Linked DNA regions of Homo sapiens: region 2 is linked to region 1. A link is a contact called in ENCODE Hi-C data. All regions are on one chromosome and are shown on one strand. Each heading gives the region's core, a stretch centred on a gene start or an enhancer-like site at or near the end of the contact. The rest is flanking DNA. Distances are from core to core; before and after follow the strand shown. Region 1 holds the start of ABCB7 (ATP binding cassette subfamily B member 7). Region 2 holds the start of CYSLTR1 (cysteinyl leukotriene receptor 1).

Region 1 (5,887 bases), core at 1,731-4,230:
TGAAGGTCATCATGCTAAGTGAAATAAGCCAGGTACAAAAAGACAAATACCACATGTTCTCACTCATATGTGGGAGCTAAAAAAGTATATCTCATGAAGGTAGAGGGTAGAATAGTGGTTATCAGAAGGTAAGAAGAGCAGAAGGGAGGGGACAATGAAAAGAGGTTGGTCAATGGGTACAAAAATGTAGTTAGAAGGAGTAATATCTAGTGTTCTATAGTACAGTAGGGCAGGTGACTATAGTTAACAACAACTTACTGTATAGTTCAAAATAGCTAAAAAAGATTCTGCAGTTCTAACAACCTCTCAAGTAATGCCAATGCTAGTGGTCCATGGATCACATTGGAATAGCAAGATTTTAAGGGAAATAACACAAGGCAATGGTGATACAGAGTGGTGGGGACAGGGGGTGGCCTCTTCAGATAAGGTTCTCTTGGAAAGCTTCTCTAAGCAGGTGACATTTGTTTTGAGACCTGAAAGATAAGAAAAAGTCATTTAAAAATCTACAGGAAAGATATTCCTGGTAGAGGGGAAAGCAAGTGGAAAGGTCCTGAGGTGAGAATAAGTTCTGGTATTTTTTAGAAACAGAAGACCACTGTGGCCTTCTTAAATTGCTCAAGTGTTTCTTCCACATTTCAGGTGTTATTAAGTGAAAAGAGCACTATGTTTGGAGTCATAAAACCTAGGTTTGGTCTCCATCCCATTAGCTCTGTGGCCTCTGACCTAGTCACAACTTTTCTTAGCCTCAGTTTCCTCATAAATATGGGCATATTAATAAATAATACCTATCTTCCATGGTCGATGTGAGGACTAAATGAAATAAGGTATGACAAAGCGGATTGTAAGTTACAAAATACTATACACATTTAATTATTGCATACATAAAGTGCTATCATGTGATCTGTGGTTGTAGCAGCTATTTATAGCAGCTTTTATTGTGTATACCTCTGTCTCTTTAATTTATGTCAGACAGTTATGTGTCAAGTTATTACAGGCTGAGTTGGCCTTTTTGTTGCTGCTCTTCCCCAGCAGTGTGCAACTCTTATTATGCCTCACGTTCTATTTCTGGGTGCCCTGGAAATTTTCTTCGGCTTATTTGGCAAATAAATATTTGCCTCACTTTAGCTCATCATAGAGTAACAACTTGGGTATTTCAATGTTATTCACACTTTTTGATCAAAACAGTTGGCTTACAATGAGCACTACTTTTGGAAAAAAATAATTTGGCTCCATTCAAAGACTTTACAACTGGGTGGTAAGATTCAGTGGCAATATTCAGCCCTAAGAGAAATCATTAGTAGAGTCTAGAGTTTCTCTAATGTATACTGTAGCTGTCTAACACAGAATAGATGCTGAATAAATATTTGTTGATGACAATATAGTCATTAATATGAAGCCATTACTGATCTACTGTCAACAATACAATAATAAGCTAGAAACATCCAATTAGTCACTAAGTCTTGCCAATTCCATCTCCTAATTGCCCTGCAATCGATCTACTGCCACTGCTACTGCTAGGTTGAGGCCTTTATTTTATGACTGAACTATTGCATTAACTTCATGACTTCAATATGAACTCCGTCCAATCCAACCTTCTCACTTAAGCCAGAGTAGCTTAATGGACATATAAATCTGATCATGTTACTCTCCTGATTAAAACTCTTCACTGGTTATAGGATAAAGTATTAACTTCTTAGAATGAAATAGAAGGCCCTTTACCATCAGGTCTCTGTTCACTCAGGTTAACCTCCTACTACTTTCCCAAACTCCATAGACTCCTGAACCTGAAAATATTTTCTTATGCCTTCTTGCTTTTAACATGTCATCTTCTTTACGTGTAATTCCAGTCAACCTCTTCAACTTGAATTCTATTTTTCTTTAAATAACTAGCTCAAGCATCCCCTTGAATGAATCCCAGAACAAAAAAGCTAACTGCATGGGCTACAGATTTCTGTTTTTCTTTATCAGACTTACTAGTCCAAAGTACCTCTTCATAAGAAGTCCATAATTATTTGTCTCTTTTGTGTGAAAAGTTGGAGAATGCAGCAGTGAATATAAAATTGCAACTGCATTATTGTCTCCGGGGTTTCAGGTAACATTTACAACTGGAAATGCAGTTTCCTAGATAACTGTAAACATATTTTGACATTTTGTTTGATAATAGTGGTGACAAAAGAATATAAGCCTGTCTTTAAACATGGTCTTCTCTCCATACATTTCACTTTACCACCCTTCAGCCAACCTAAGCGATTTTTCAAGAATTAGGGACGCTGCAAAAACCAAAGCGAAGAGCTAGAAAGAGTGACAAAATTAGTAAAGATGTCTGTAGTCTCTCTGTGTGTGTGTGTGTGTGTGTGTGTGTGAGACTGTCCCACGAGCAACAGACCAAAGGAAAACTGCCCCAAGGTTTGCGCAACAGAGAACAATCAGCAAAGTTAAAGTCCTTACAGGACAGAAAAGCAGTAAATCTTACAGCTGAAGCCTCCTCCCAGGGGAAATTAACGTCTGTAGTTTAATCTTTCCTTAATTCAGAAGGGAGTGAAGATAAGAATATGCATAGGGAAAATGGAGAGAGGGGAGCGTGACATTGAGTTGGAGGAGGTAAGAGAGTATTATGAGAGACAAGATGGGGTTGACAGATTTAGCAGATACAATATTTGGGACACACGCACGAAGAGATGATTCGTTGTTTATGTAAAATTGAAACTTAACTAGGTAGGCATCCTGTATTTCATCTGGCAACTCCAGGAAAAGAGAAAAATACAGTGTTACTCCAATATTCCCGGTTGTGTAAGGAAAACAATCAAAGCTCGGCCCTAAGGAAAAACAAATAAAAGAGGCTGTGCGAATGCATCCGAATCTTCAAACAGAATCCATTTCCGGTCTGGGGCCCTGGGAAAACAAGAAGAGGAGAGACAATTAAGGTAGCCGAATTCAGTCCGCCAGTGTCCCATAATCCTCTTCTCTCGGTTCCTCTTTCCTCGCTCAAGATGGCGCTGCTCGCGATGCATTCTTGGCGCTGGGCGGCCGCGGCGGCTGCTTTCGAAAAGCGCCGGCACTCCGCGATTCTGATCCGGCCTTTAGTCTCTGTTAGCGGCTCAGGTCCGCAGTGGAGGCCACATCAACTCGGCGCCTTGGGAACCGCTCGAGCCTACCAGGTGAGATGCCACTGACATGGAAGAATAGGGTGAAGGGCAAGGGGACCTGTAGGGAAAAGGTTGCCCTCCTGACCTCGGGGCAGAGAGAGCACCAAGAAGAAAGTCATGGCTAACTGGGAGCAGCAGTAAGTGAAGGAAATTAACGTCAGTAATTTGAGGAAAGGGCGAAGAAGAAAACCTTTGAGTTCAGCAAAGGGAAACGGGGCAGGAGGTTCTGGGCAGAGGACACCTGGAGCGCTGGAGGCTCTCGGAGTCATAGTTTTTCTCTCATATTAAGAGTTGGGGTAGACACCATTCCCAGCCTGCTTGCCTTTCTAAAGACGAGGAAGACTGGATTATTTTCCCCAATTAGTAATGGAATTTGGGACAGTTTATCTGTGGTTCAGATTTTACTCAGTTGGAATTAGCAATTCGGAGAGCACTGTAATGACAGCAAGCTATCTATAAACAGGTGGCGCCAGTTAACTCCCTTGCTGACAGGCGTGCTTCTTGATAGGCCAAAACCGTAACTATCTTTCCAAAACATAGACCGCCCTAAATTCTTGTATAAATATGACTGTCCTAGATCTGAAAAATACAGTGATGTTCTCTGTGCACAGGTCATTTTGGAAGCCATAGGCTACTTATCCTTAACTTATGAATGTAGCTATGGTTGTAGTGCCTCCTAAAATTTGAGTCCATTATTACCTCTCACTCAGGAACGGTTTTTTAAAAAATTATTTGTACTTAACTGTACTAAAGTATATCTTTTTATTTTCTGTGTATTGACAAGAGGTTTAATTGCCACCACGTATTTATCACTATCACTTTAAAATATTGTCAGTTTTGTATGAGAAACAACCTCTTAAATTTTGATTCTTCATCTACAAATATTTAACGTCTACCTTGTACATAGCCCTGTGCTAGATGATAGGGTACTAAGAGAGACATACAGTTATGCCTTCAAGGATTGTACAGTTTAGTTAAGGAGATTGGATCTATGCATTACAAAAATAACTGAAAAACACAGTGGTGGGTTAATTAGCAAATGAATAGTATGTACAATAAAGGCTATAGGCATCCAGAGGAAATAGTGATAATTAAGGACCAGGTTATAAAGAGTATTTCATGCTGGTGATAGAACTGGGGAGAATGTTCTGAACAGGGAGAATAGGGAATGACACTAAGCATGTGGAAGGCTGATGGAATGACATTTATAATTCATTCAGTAATTATTGAACACCTCTACAGGAGCAAACAAAATATAAGTCCTGTCTTTAAAGAGCTTAAAATCTAGTGGGAAATATGTAAATTAATCGGCAATTAAAATATAGTGGAGCTGTGTAATAATGGGAAAGGTACAAGGTATGGGACAGTATATGTGAGGGGTATTAAGTCTAATTGTAAGGTAGTGAAGATTGCCTTAAGTAACTGATATCTAAGGCAAGAGCTGAAAAATTAGAAGTTAGCCAGTTAAAGAAGGAATCGCATGTGCAAAGGCCCACAAGTCAGAGAGAACATGGACCTTTTCTAGAACTGCACGTAGTTTAGACTGTAGTGAGTCATTCAAGATAGGAAATAGCAGATTAGGCTAACGAAGCGAATCTAGATGATTTCATTAAGGTTTTTAAAGTATTTTATGGTTGAAAGTTTCTAACACATGATCTCTTGGGAATGGTTTTTGTTCTGTAGTTCTCCAATAAGGCAGATGAAGTTAAGATAAAATTTGTAAATGTTATCTTAGATAAAATTAGATATCTTAAGATAAAATTTCTTAAGCTGGAAGAATGAGGGGGAAGAGGGAAAAGGAGAAGTTATTAGGAATCTCAGAGGAGGCAATGGCAATACAAATTTAGCTTTCTCTCTTTCCATGAACGCTATCTCCACAACTTCCTTCTTCCACTCTGTCCTTTACATCCTACCATTTCCTTTAGTTACCATTTCCTCAGTGTGCAAAACAAGGGAAAGATGTTACCTTTGTTTTCTGTTTCTTAAAGGCATGGAACTCTTGCCATCCTTTTTTTAAAACAGGGTGAGAAAGGAATGATTACAAAGTTTTCAAAGTAGAAGCTGAGGTAACCTGAGGTACCTGCAAATTTGTGACTTGTGATTAAGATTACAAAATAATTACTGAATTCATACTTTTAGGACGATCATTAGTATATAGCATAATATTTTAGAGCTGAAAGGAACCTTAGAGCAGTGTTATGAAATAATGTTAGTGGGTTGGATTAGCACTTTTTTAGATGAAATTCAGTAGAATATAAAGAAAATAGCAGTGCTTTTTACATCTTAAGTGAAGTATTGTTTCATGAACTTTTATGTGTATATACACACACACATATATATTTTATATATATATATACACACACACACACGCACACACACACACACACAGTCCCACATGTATGTGATTACTGGAATTCATTGTAAGTATTTCTCACCCAGTATATGCCCTAGACCTGGGTTGTGGAATATGGTAGTTCTTTTGGATAGGTACTGTTTTGTTTTCATTTGTTGGTCTGACCTCATGGACCAAGAATGGGAGCTTTAATTTCTCCCAGTAGCAAGTTCCACCTTCCTACTCTTCCACCATTGGCTGCTAAGAGTTAGCAGAGTAGATAAAAATTAAAATACTTTACTCCTGGCTTTCATATTAACTGAAGTGGGAATATAATAACAACACTAGGGAAATAATCCTCCTATTCTATATTTTAGAGGTTCTAGTTCATATTTAAATTTAACAATAT
Region 2 (5,887 bases), core at 1,505-4,004, 3.2 Mb before region 1:
GCCTGCTTTTTCATCTATAATATGAAAGGGTTGGACTAGATTTATTTATTCAACAAACCAAACAAGGCAATGAGCTAACAGCTGAGGACACAATGATGAATCAGACATGTCATACCCTCACAAATTCAATTTAATATAAAGTCTGAACCAGATGATGATTTTTCATTACCTCTTTCAGCTCTGAGTCCACATAAGCTATGAATCCTGTCACTTACGTGTGAACGCTGTTGTGACTGAAAATTCTTTATCTTGCTACCCAAGTCTTACTTCATTGAGACAGATTTCCCATCCAACTACATGTTATCCCCCCTCTCCCTCACCACTCCCTATTTGGTCTTCCTTACCTCAATAAGAAAGTAAGAACTGAAGGAGTCTGGGAAAATGAGCAAGAGTAGAGAGACAGCAGCAGACAGGTATCATTCTGGGCACTTCAACCTTTCCTAAAGTGAAAGAGAATGTGAGAGTAGATATGTAATGAAGATGGATGGATGGGAAGAGAAAAGATAAAGAGATGAAGCAAGGAGACAAGGAGTCTGATGTCATTTATAGCAAATGTGGTGTAAATTGATCCAGCTGTACAAGGCAAAGACCCATTTGGGAATGGGTGAATCACTGCCTTCCCCATTGCTCAAGAACAGAAAATTAGCTAATGAAAGAAACAGGTAGGGGAGCACAAAGAAGAACCACAGGAAACACCCTCTCTGCCACAGCTATTTCGGTGCCAACTTGAAGCTCAAGGATTGAAGGGGGCCTGCCCCTCCACGCCTGTGGGTATTTCTCATCAGGTGGTACGAGAGACTGAGAAAAGAAATGACACAGAGACAAAGTATAGAGAAAGAACAGTGGGCCCAGGGGACCGGCAGCCTCAGCATGTGAGGACCTGCACCAGCGCTGGTCTCTGAGTTCCCTCAGTATTTATTGATCATTATTTTTACTATCTTGGCAAGGGGAGTGTAGCAGAGCAACAGGTGGGGAGAAGGTCAGCAGGAAAACGTGAGCAAAGGATCTGTATCATGCATAAATTCAAGGAAAGGTACTGTGCCTGGATGTGCATGTAGGCCAGATTTATGTTTCACTTTATACAAACACCTCAGTGTAGCAAAGAGTAACAGAGCAGTATTTCTGCCAGCATATCTCGCCTCTAGCCACAGGGCGGTTTTATCCTATCTCAGAATAGAAAGAATGGGAATGGTTGGCTTTACAGGAGACATTCCATTCCCAGGGAGGAGCAGGAGACAGAAGCCTTCCTCTTATCTCAACTGCAAAGAGACCTCCCTCTTTCACTACTCCTCCTCAGCAGAGACCCTTTACGGGTGTTGTGCTGGGGTATGGTATCAAAGCAGAAACAATTTTTCCTGGTACAGATCAAAATGGAATTTCTTGTGTCTTCCTTTTCTACATAGACACAGTAACAATCTGATCTCTCTTATCCCCACAAAGGATCTAGCTCCTTTCTCTTTTCTTCATTTCCTGAGTATGAATTGCCCTTCCACTGTAGCTCAAAATGGCTGTAACATTTCAGACTGGAGGAAAAGTGATAATTCACTCTGTGTCTCACTTATAAATTTTCCTGTAGATATTTGGGGATCCAAACTCAGTTGAAGAAATACTAGTTTGAATGTCAGTTTAGTTACTAAAACTCCCTAGGAGAGGATTAGAAAGTCTAGTCTTGAATCCAAATGTTAACATCCCTTCAAATGTGGTTGGATAGCCTTTTCCTCCAACTATCACCATCACCACCACAATCCAGAACTCTGTGAAAAGAGATAAAGATTCAAGGGCCTTAAAGCGATTGTCCCAGGTTGGTTGTGAGGTAATTCTTGTACCTAAAGATACAAAATTTGAGTAAATGACTTTGTTCCTACAGCAGGTAGCAAGCCAGAAGGCTACTGCTGGGCTCATATTTTACAAGTACCTAAAACTAGTTGTTAGTTATGGGGCATGTTTACAAAGTGTTAACATCAACATATTTATGCCCATCTCCATATAGAATCTTCTTAATATAACTCAAGATAATTGATGTAACAAATTCACATCATGATCTTACCAATTTGGTTTTTAACATCAAAGTGCTGCCCCAGGCTTCAATCAGCACATACCAGACTGCTATGTCCCTTTTCTCCAGAAGCCATATTGAGCACCCCACAGCTCTAACACCTCAGAGCCTAGCCAAAGGCCAAGAACACTTGCCTGATCCCCCAAATTTCCAACACAGGACCATTGACAGCAAGCCCAGTCATTCCAGATCATCTTCAGTGGGACAAAAAAAGAAAACAACAGTTTTAATCCAATGGAGGCAATTTATTGTTATGAAGATTTCAGGAAACAAAGCTCAAAAAGGAACCAGAAAGGAAAAGGCTTTTTAGAATGTGGATAGAGCCACAAGTGTCATTAAGGAGAGAGAGAGAGAAACGGAGAGATGAAATTTATGTTACTTAAGATCAAGTTTCACATAATGCCAGTTATATTAGCATATACTGGCAGGATTATCTTTCCCCACCTACAAATAGTCTAATGACCTCACAGTCACAGAAATCACAGAGAACTAAGCTGAAGAGAGAACACTCGTCCCTGCTTCCCATCTTAGAGCAGCTGAATAATTTCCTGAGAATTCTATTCCTGAAGCTAGGAAGAAAAGTTTATTTATACATACACGCAACCTGCAAGTCTCCAGTTTCTATTCTTCCTTCCTCTTTGACCCTTCCCCTCCCCCACTTTGCACCAGAGAAGTCAGACTCCGGGAGTGCTTTAACAGTTTGAAGGCTAATCTGAAAGAGGAAGAAGAATCTGTATATCTGTATATATTGGCTAGCAAATGTGCCCTGCTCTCTCCCCTCTTAAAAATAGCAGCAACCCATCTTTGCAAAGAAGCTTGCCTATAGAGCAGGCACTCTGTGAATGGACTGTGCTTTTACGACCCTACAGGGTATCAAGATACTGTGCAGCTCGCCAACAAGGATTAATTGCAAGGACTGGTAGATCGAATTTACTGAAGACTTGGAGCTTGCTTCTGAGAACAAACGCAAAAGGACAGTAAACTGTGGACCTTGAAGTTAGCAGGTAAGGAGACTCAGTATTCAGTACTAAGACCAGAACAGTATGTAGTAAAATGTTGCTGATGGTAAATTTTAGCAAATTCCCAGGAGTTTGGGGATAAGTTATCTGCCTTGCCTGCTTTAAGTTTGGGTGCTAGTATGAATTCTTTCTGCTTTATTTCTTAGCCAGAAATCTGATAATATGATCAGTCTGTCAACAAATATTGCTCAGTGCTTCTGCTAGGGCTCAACGTGGCAAAATACAGAGGAGACACACTCCGCAAACCTCCTGTGCCTTTGTAATTTAAGCCAGAAATGTAAGATACATTTTCAAATCCCCATTTTGAGGGTTCAGTGGAGTTTCTCTAATGTAGTGACATTTTCCTTCAATATGGAAAATAAATATGTAGTAATTACTGAAGGTAAACCAGTGGAGAGTAAAATTTTCACAAGGTAGTTTCACATTTGTTATCCCACCTGAACCTTTCAACATCCTATAATTTAGACAAGGTAGGTGTTACTGTCCATGTTTATGAATGAGAAAATTGACTCAGAGAGGCTAAAAAATTTTCTTGAAACACACCGTACAACTAGAAAATGGCCAGTTCTGGCCAGAGACTGTAAAAATAAAGCTCTCTCAACTATAAATGAATAGAAGAAAATTGCATGATCTATTTAGTAACTCAGACACATCTGGTGTAGACTAAGTTTACACAGAGCCAAAGATTCATACATTTTAATAAAATCTTTAGCCAGGAACATTTTTCTACTTAGCGACAAAAAAGGCTGTTTTCAAGAGGAAACAAATGGGTTTGTAAGTTCCACCTACTGAATTCAGTGGTTCTGCTTTCCAGTATTCTGATTATTTTGAAACCTAGAGAGAAACTATGATACCATATGTCTAACAAATGATTATTTTAAAAGAAATTGTAACTAAATCTGGACTAGATTGTACACTGTTTTAAAAACAAAAATATTTATATTTTTACAATGCATTATAAAATACAAAGGACTGTATTACATTTAAAATACATTAGGAAAATTTGTTACAAGACAATTTTAACTTTATTACAGAAGTCTTAATCATTCAGAAATGTTTTCTGTTGTTGTTTTACTATTAATGGCTCAATTAGAACTAAAAGCTATCTGTTTTTACATCATAAACAACCTCAAGTGCTATATTTACATTCATCCATGATAAAAAAATTTTCCCCAGTTCCCCTAAGTATTGACTACACCAGCCAATCAGGGTTCCTCCAAATAAAATAAGTCAGTTTGGGAGCCAGTAAGCACACAGATAATGGTAGGTTAAGAAAAGTTTGCTATTTGCTTTTAGACTTAATCTAGCATGTTAGTGTATTCCTAATCAAGAATCATCAATTCTCATTTTCTACTACCTCCCCTTAATGAAATTTTGATGCATTTAGAAACTATTTATCTGTCATAAAAGCAAGACTCTTCCACAGTATAGAAAATTATAAATTTGTATTTTCAGTATAATTGACCAATAATAAAGGATAATAAAGGGAAGGTGCTGATTCTTAAGGTACATACCCAACCTTGTGAATTCAATACTATGAATGGTAACTATCATAATCTCCCAAATAACATTGCCCTGTATGGACCTCTACTTTGGTCCATTTTGTTATTCTCATGTTCCTAACACCTAACAGTGGCTGCTCTAAACTATCTTGCTGCATGGATTTCAATGGGAGAGAAACGGGGTAACTGGGATAACTGGGAGTTCACCCTTGTTTTGACATGTAAACAACTGGGTGTTCTCTGGCAAGTTAACAGCCATTAGTATTTCTTGGTTCCTTTGTGTATCTAATGCAGTAATGAGCTGATAGGAATATTTTCTAAATCTCTTAAAATGATAAATATAAAATCTGAAAGCGACTTGAAAATACAAACCACCATCAGAAGGATTTTGTTTAAATTCCATTCATTCCAGGTGGATAAACATATAACAAAACTGACTGCATGGGGAGACAGTAGGGCTAGCTACTTTCTACTCCCTAGACTATATTGCTAGGTCAGGGACATCACTCTAAGTCTCAGCAACCTCATCCTACTCTTAGGACCTGTCAGTAGCATCAAACACTCTGGATTATAGTTGTCACTAGCCCTACAATACTTATGCACACCTCAATGTGAACTCTAAAAGGAATAAAATATTTAAGAGTAGTATTTAAAAAGTATTTCTGTGAAAGCACTATCCACCTTTTGTTGTTACTACTTTAACCAAGCCCATTGATTCTTAGGATTATATGCTAAGGATTAAAATAGTTTTTTGCAGCAAGTTTTGAATGCAACACAATATCCCACTACTCTTTCATAAAACCACTTGTTCAATCACAGATTTGGTTATAATACAAATCACGTTTTTAAAATATATAAGTATGTCTAGTTGTGTGTGTGTGTGTGTGTGTGTCTAAAATAGAAAGACCTAAAGTCACTTTTATCTCTCACTCCAGTGTTATTTGCGTTTCAGGCCACATGAACATCTATGTGGTATGATTTAAGGGTCAGTGAGAAAAGCTTTCCCAGTTCAATCAGATATGAACAAACTGTTGAAAGATATATTTATATTAGTCAACCCTACAAAAGATAGATTAGTCAGTATGCCAATTTGTTGCTTTGCAGTGCAGAAATAAAACTGTTGGCTGGGTGTGGTGGCTCATGCCTGTAATCCCAGCACTTTGGGAGGCCGAGGTGGGCAGATCACAAGGTCAAGAGATTGAGACCATCCTGGCCAATATGGTGAAACCCCATCTCTACTAAAAATACAAAAATTAGCTGGGTGTCATGAGGCATGCCTGTAGTCCCAGCTACTCGAGAGGCTGAGGCAG

Evidence for each region. Hi-C counts contacts between places; a loop is a spot of excess contacts on that map. Pooled maps may share reads with other maps.
Region 2: a map of naive thymus-derived CD4-positive, alpha-beta T cell shows a loop between it and region 1 (10-fold over the local background). The contact joins the promoter of CYSLTR1 here to the promoter of ABCB7 in region 1. A Hi-C loop is called at or near these places in 1 of 168 maps with a recorded cell type or tissue (naive thymus-derived CD4-positive, alpha-beta T cell), 2 of 37 single-sample maps with no recorded cell type and 6 of 50 pooled maps.

What each region holds. Positions count from the first base shown.
Region 1 is chrX:75,153,376-75,159,262 of GRCh38, reverse strand. ABCB7 (ATP binding cassette subfamily B member 7) reads left to right here and starts at 2,980. Exons shown (of 16, transcript NM_001271696.3): 1 at 2,980-3,158. The coding sequence starts at 2,991. It also overlaps a transcript of UPRT not described here. RefSeq lists an enhancer at 2,870-3,299.
Region 2 is chrX:78,324,478-78,330,364 of GRCh38, reverse strand. CYSLTR1 (cysteinyl leukotriene receptor 1) reads left to right here and starts at 2,754. Exons shown (of 3, transcript NM_006639.4): 1 at 2,754-3,060. RefSeq lists an enhancer at 2,533-2,582.